Regions from separate parts of the Homo sapiens genome. Here region 2 is linked to region 1. A link is an interaction called in ENCODE POLR2A ChIA-PET data of the cell type or tissue named here. Cell type or tissue: OCI-LY7. All regions are shown on one strand. Each heading gives the region's core, and the rest is flanking DNA. Links, peaks and the distances in the headings are about the cores only.

Region 1 (2,500 bases), core at 1-2,500:
GGGCTGGTCACCATGGGCCTCATAAGAAGTACCATTCATTGCCACCCACCTCTATCCCTCTAAGAAAATAATGTAAAACATTCTTCCTTCCCTGTGCCTTCTGACTCATCTAGTTTAAAACCAGCTCAGACACCCAGGCTGGCAGAAACTGACCAGCAAACAGCCCAGGGCTGTAGCAGTGGCCCACATAACATGGTAAAGTTCCTGGCATTTTATTCCTTCTTGGATCTCTTGTTCTACAGGAATGAAATCACTACGCCAGGAGGAAAAAAACGCTTCTAAGTCTATCATAGGCGGGGCAAAAAGAGCTCCAATAAGGGAATAAGTTAGGTCAAGGCAAACTCCATGTCTTTCTGAGCCCTTCTGACTAGGGACAAACTGTTTCCTGGGAGGAACCTAGTCTTCATGGGTCAGGGTGGGGGAAGTGGGCCTGGGAAGCATGGAAGGTCTAGTCTGTTCAGATGGCTCTGCTCCCTCTAGCTGGGGCTAGGGATGAGGGGTCATCGGGGCTTGATGGCTGCCTGTGGCCAGGCTAACCTCCTCGATGTTGTGGGAGACGGAGAAAAAGCTGTTGATCCAAGGCTGCACCTGTGGCTTGATGGCTGTGCTGTTGAGCTCCGTCAGCCCTTCCTGCACAAGGACAAGGTGGAGACATGTGACACAGAAGGCACGACTCATCCCTTCCCTCTCTCTTCTCCCCATCCCTTCCCTCTATCCTCTCCCCATCCCTTTCCTCTCCTCTCCCCATCCCTTCCTTCTCTCCTCTCCCCATTTCTTCCTTCTCTCCTCTCCCCACCCCTTCCCTCTCCTCTCCCTACCCCTTCCCTCTCCTCTCCCCACCCCTTCCCTCTCCTCTCCCCACTCCTTCCCTCTCTTCTCCCCACCCCATCCCTCTTTTCTCCCTACCCCATCCCTCTCTCCTCTCCCCACCACATCCCTCTCTCGTCTCCCCACCCCTTCCCTCTCTCCTCTCCCCACCCCTTCCCTCTCTCCTCTCCCCACCCCATCCCTCTCATCTCCCCACCCCTTCCCTCTCTCCTCTCCCCACCGCATCCCCTTCTCCTCTCCCCATCCCTTCCTTCTCTCCTCTCCCCACCCCATCCTCCTCTCCTCTCCCCATCCCTTCCCTCTCTCCTCTCCCCATCCCTTGACTGCAGGGCGTTCTTCCAGCCCTGAGGCTTTCTGCAGGCCCTGTTGGAGGTTATAACAGAGCTAGTGCTAATGAAAGGAGGAGCCAGGAACATGCCCCTTTCCAGATCTCAGCTGATTCAGGTCCAGGGTAACGATGAGGCCTTGAGACTGTTCTGATAAACTCTCACAAGAGATTTCAGAATGCTCAATGTTAGGCAGCACCTGCGGCTAGGTCAGAACAACCATGTGGCTCCACTTCCTCTGAGCATCTTCTGAGAGCTCTTGTCATTGTGGGGCCAAGTGCAAAGTCTAGAGCACCAGATGTTGGCTTGTCAGTGTGACAACTTCACTGCTGAGAAACCAACAGGGCCTTTAGTCTCAAGGGACCTGCACAACTCCAGGCTCCAGGGCTTGCGTGCTGCTCCCTCACCCGTCCTCCTGGCTTCCTTGCACACGATGAGCCAGCTAACAATCTTCTCAGAGCAACACACAGGCACAGGATTCAGTCAGCAGTTGAACCTGGGGCTTACCTGCAAGAGGTCTCGGAATTTGTTGGACACGGCGGCCAAGTCAGAAAGGCAGCTGTCAAACTTGGCCTGGGCCTGCTCCCCTCCAATGCCCTGGCTGAAGAGCTTGGTGCAGTCACTCTAGGGGAGAACACTGCTGTAAGACCACCGAGCACGCGTGGGCCATGGGAGTGTGAGGAGCCACCAGCCAGTTCTACTCCTCCAGCCAGCTATGGCCTGTCAAGAGCCCGGATGGGTTTCAGAAAACCTGGATTCTATCCTGGTGGTTATCCACTTGGCTCCCACTTCCCCCTCTGTAATATGGGGGTACCAATGTCGGGGAAGTGAGTAAGAAACAGAAATACCAGAAAGTTTTTCCTGTCTTTAGAGTCAGACATTCCTAGGTTCAAGTCCTGGCTCAGTCATGTATTAGTTGAGTGACCTTGGGCAAATGATTTAAAGTTTCTGAGCTTCAATTTTCCTGTCTATAAAATGGGAACACCAATTCCTGCTCCTCATGTATGAGATGAAGCACAACGTGCCTAGCTCAATGCCTGGCACAGGAGACACTAGCTATTATTGCTATAGTTCCTCCTTTCCCCCCCTTTTATATTTATTTACTTCTTCTTAAATTTTATTTAAATTTACCAAAAAACCACAAAAGTCAGTTTCTGCTTCTTAAATATTTTGGTATGGCTACCAAAGGGGATGGTCAAGATCATAGCTAAGGTTTAAGGGCGTACTGTATACCTGGCTTTGTTCTAAGCATTTCACTTTTATTAAAGTACCAGGCTGGGCGAGGTGGCTCATGCGGGTAATTCTAGCACTTTGGGAGGCCAAGGTGCAAGGACCACTTGCGGCCA
Region 2 (3,489 bases), core at 975-3,474, 150 kb before region 1:
TTGAGAAAGGAGACCTAGGGACTCTCCCCCAACCCCTGTCCCCATCCCAGGCCTGCTGCTCCTCCTCCCCAAGACGCTCCTCTCCCATCAGCCTTCCTGGGCATCTAGACCCTCCCAGCTGGGAAGGCTGTGCTTCTGTCGCTTCCCGGGGCCACCTGGGGCCACCTACCAGGGCCTTCCCTTGCAGGATGCTGCCCAGGAACTGCCAGATGCTGCTTTTCTCCGCCACCTTTGAAGACTCTGTGTGGAAGTTTGCCCAGAAAGTGGTCCCAGACCCAAACGTTATCAAACTGAAGCGTGAGGAAGAGACCCTGGACACCATCAAGCAGTACTATGTCCTGTGCAGCAGCAGAGACGAGAAGTTCCAGGCCTTGTGTAACCTCTACGGGGCCATCACCATTGCTCAAGCCATGATCTTCTGCCATGTGAGTAGCAGTGGCAGTGGCAGGCCTGGCCCTTCCCTCTCAGCCAGCTCCCCACAGGGCTCAGGAGGACTGGATGCCCCTGGGTGCCATGGGAAGAAACGAAGTGGTTTGTTCTCCTAAGGTTTTAGTGAGTCGTAAGAGGGAGACTTTGATTCCACTTCTTAGTGATTACTTGGAGAAAACCCCAAGTAACAGCCAATGAAATAATTTTTAGATTTTTAAGAATATAAGCTGGGCGGCTGGCACGGTGGCTCATGCCTGTAATCCCTGCACTTTGGGAGGCCAAGGCGGGTGGATCACCTGAGGTCAGGAGACCAAGACCAGCCTGGCCAACATGGTGAAACCCCATCTCTACTAAAAATACAAAAAATTAGCCGTGCGTGGTGGTGTGCACCTGTAATCCCAGCTACTCAGGAGGCTGAAGCAGGAGAATCGCTTGAACCCGGGAGGTGGAGGTTGCAGTGAGCTGTGATTGCTCCATTGCACTCCAGCCTGGGTAACAAGAGCGAAACTCTGTCTCAATACAAAAACAAACAAACAAACAAAAAACCAACAACAAAAAAAGAGTATAAGCTGGGCAAGTACCTGTAGTCCCAGCTACTCAAGAGGCTGAGGTTGGAGGATCGCTTGAGCCCAGGAGTTCAGACCAGCATGGGCAACATAGTGAGACCTCATCATTAAAAATATATATATGGCTGGGCACAGTGGCTCACGCCTGTAATCCCAGCCTTTTGAGAGGCTGAGGTGGGGGGATCTTCTTGAGCCCAGGAGTTCAAGACCAGCTTGCACAACATAGCAAGACCCCATCTCTACAAAAATTTTAAAAATTAGCCAGGCGTGGTGGTGCATGCCTGTGGTCCCAGCTGCTTGGGAGGCTCAGATGGGAGGATTGATTGAGCCCAGGAGGTTGAGACTGCAGTGAGCTGTGACTGTGCACTCCAGAGTGGGCAAGAGAATGAGATCCTGTCTCAAAAAATTTAAATTTAAAATAAAATTTTAAAATATATATGTTGTTTGTTTGTTTTTGAGATAAGGTCTTGCTCTATCATTCAGGCCAGAATACAGTGGCATGGTCATAGCTCACTGCAGCCTTGGCTCTTGTTACTAGGGCTACAGGTATGTGCCCCATGCATGTCAGCCTAATTTTTATTTTTATTTTTGTAGAGGTGGGGTCTTGCTATGTTGTCCAGGCTGGTCTCAAACTCCTGGCCTCAAGCAATCTTCCAGCCTCAGCCTCCCAAAGCCTAAGACTACAGGCACGAGCCACCATATCTGGCAAGAACATAGACTATTTAGGAATGAAGATCTTTGGCTAAAGCCACACTCTTCCTAGATACAAAAGTAACAGCAGTTACATAACTTATCTAAAAAGAAAAAAATCATATGACTAAAATTCTATTTGAAAGAAAAATTTTTTTTTGAGATGGGTTCTTGCCATGTTGTGCAGGCCAGCCTCGAACACTTGGGCTCAAGTGTGTAGCTTGGACTACAGGTGTGTACTACCATGCTTCATTGAGAAATTTTAAGCCTAACCTCCTAACTGGATTTAGCAGGGCCTTCATGTATTTTAATCGTGGCAAGCCACTTTTTAGCAGTTGTCTTCCTTTTGTTTTTAACAGGTCTCTTCATAAAAAACAATTCTTTTCACTACAGACTCGCAAAACAGCTAGTTGGCTGGCAGCAGAGCTCTCAAAAGAAGGCCACCAGGTGGCTCTGCTGAGTGGGGAGATGATGGTGGAACAGAGGGCTGCAGTGATTGAGCGCTTCCGAGAGGGCAAAGAGAAGGTTTTGGTGACCACCAACGTGTGTGCCCGCGGTGAGCAGAGGACGTGTCCCACCTGGTCTGCCAGGCTTGGGGTCCCAGGCCCAGTTAGAGCCAGAAATCCTTGTACACAGGGAAGTCGGATGGTCTCAGGGAGATGGGTGGGGTTGGTGACACTATTCCTTTCTAGGAGAGACTGTTTGGATTTCCCTCAGGTGATAAGAACTCCCACAGAAGCCAGGAGTCCTGACTTGGTGGAAGGAAATGTACAGGCATCTGACTGGTAGAGAACAGAGCCTGCTCTTCCAGGGATGCCCATCTCCAGAACATTGTGTCTCCCAGAGGCTTACTGACTGATTTCATAATTTTGTTGGCACCTGCCAAAGTTTTGTTCTTTTCCTCCAGGTTCTGCTGTATGCCTGTATGTGCCCTCTCTTGTACCCAATTCCCAGAGTTGGCCTGTCCCAAATGTATTTATTTATTTTTTTGAGACAGAGTCTTGCTCAATGGCCCAGGCTGGAGTGCAGTGGCACAATCTCAGCTCACTGTAACCTCCGCCTCTCAGGTTTAAGTGATTCTCCCGCCTCAGCCTCCCGAGTAGCTGGGATTACAGGCGCCTGCCACCAAGCCCAGCTAATTTTTGTATTTTCAGTACAGATAGGGTTTTGCAGTGTTGGCCAGGCTAGTCTTGAACTCTTGACCTCAGATGATCTGCCTGCCTCGGCCTCCCAAAGTGCTGGGATTACCGGTATGAGCCACCGCACTCGGCCCCCCAAATTCTTTCCCTTTACCCGAAGTTGGTATGCATTGACTTACCTGTGGACAACAGTGATTTTTGTCTCCTGTCCTTACTTCTCTCTGTCTCCAACTCTCAGGGACTCATTCATCACCTCTCCCTGCACCCCACCCCCTGACCCGTGCTAGTTTGGTATCTATGCCTGTAGCTTTGCTTTGGGGCATCATCTGAATCTCATACTGCACGGCCTTTCAGATCTGGCTTCCTGCACTCAATGTCATGCACGTCTCTTAGTGCCGTGTTCCCTTAATGCTGAGTCATGCTCCATTGTATGGATGGACCACATGACTGATTTGCCTCCTGTCCTTAGTCCTCTCAGCCTCCAACTCTCCTTCCTGCAGGCATTGATGTTGAACAAGTGTCTGTCGTCATCAACTTTGATCTTCCCGTGGACAAGGACGGGAATCCTGACAATGAGACCTACCTGCACCGGATCGGGCGCACGGGCCGCTTTGGCAAGAGGGGCCTGGCAGTGAACATGGTGGACAGCAAGCACAGCATGAACA

What was found. Peaks named below come from ENCODE experiments on the same cell type or tissue, not always from the same donor. Only the 100,000 strongest peaks of a DNase experiment are listed, where the experiment ranks them.
Region 2: POLR2A ChIA-PET joins it to region 1 with 5 read pairs; 7 of 35 experiments call an interaction of 5 or more read pairs at or near these places.

What each region holds. Positions count from the first base shown.
Region 1 is chr16:70,482,192-70,484,691 of GRCh38, forward strand. It overlaps COG4 (component of oligomeric golgi complex 4), which reads right to left. Exons shown (of 19, transcript NM_015386.3): 14 at 1,662-1,778; 15 at 538-630. Among named protein-coding and RNA genes, the nearest start is that of FCSK, 29 kb to the left of the region's middle. In OCI-LY7, for the core only: no CTCF peak of the experiment used is centred there; a DNase peak (open chromatin) is centred at 1,440; H3K27ac peaks cover 1,653 bases.
Region 2 is chr16:70,329,644-70,333,132 of GRCh38, forward strand. DDX19B (DEAD-box helicase 19B) reads left to right here. Exons shown (of 12, transcript NM_007242.7): 9 at 188-425; 10 at 2,079-2,241; 11 at 3,325-3,489. The region is part of intron 3 of DDX19A-DT (DDX19A divergent transcript); the gene reads right to left. Among named protein-coding and RNA genes, the nearest start is that of DDX19A-DT, 15 kb to the right of the region's middle. RefSeq lists an enhancer at 2,937-3,489. In OCI-LY7, for the core only: CTCF peaks have their summits at 2,111 (motif pointing right) and 2,310; a DNase peak (open chromatin) is centred at 2,158.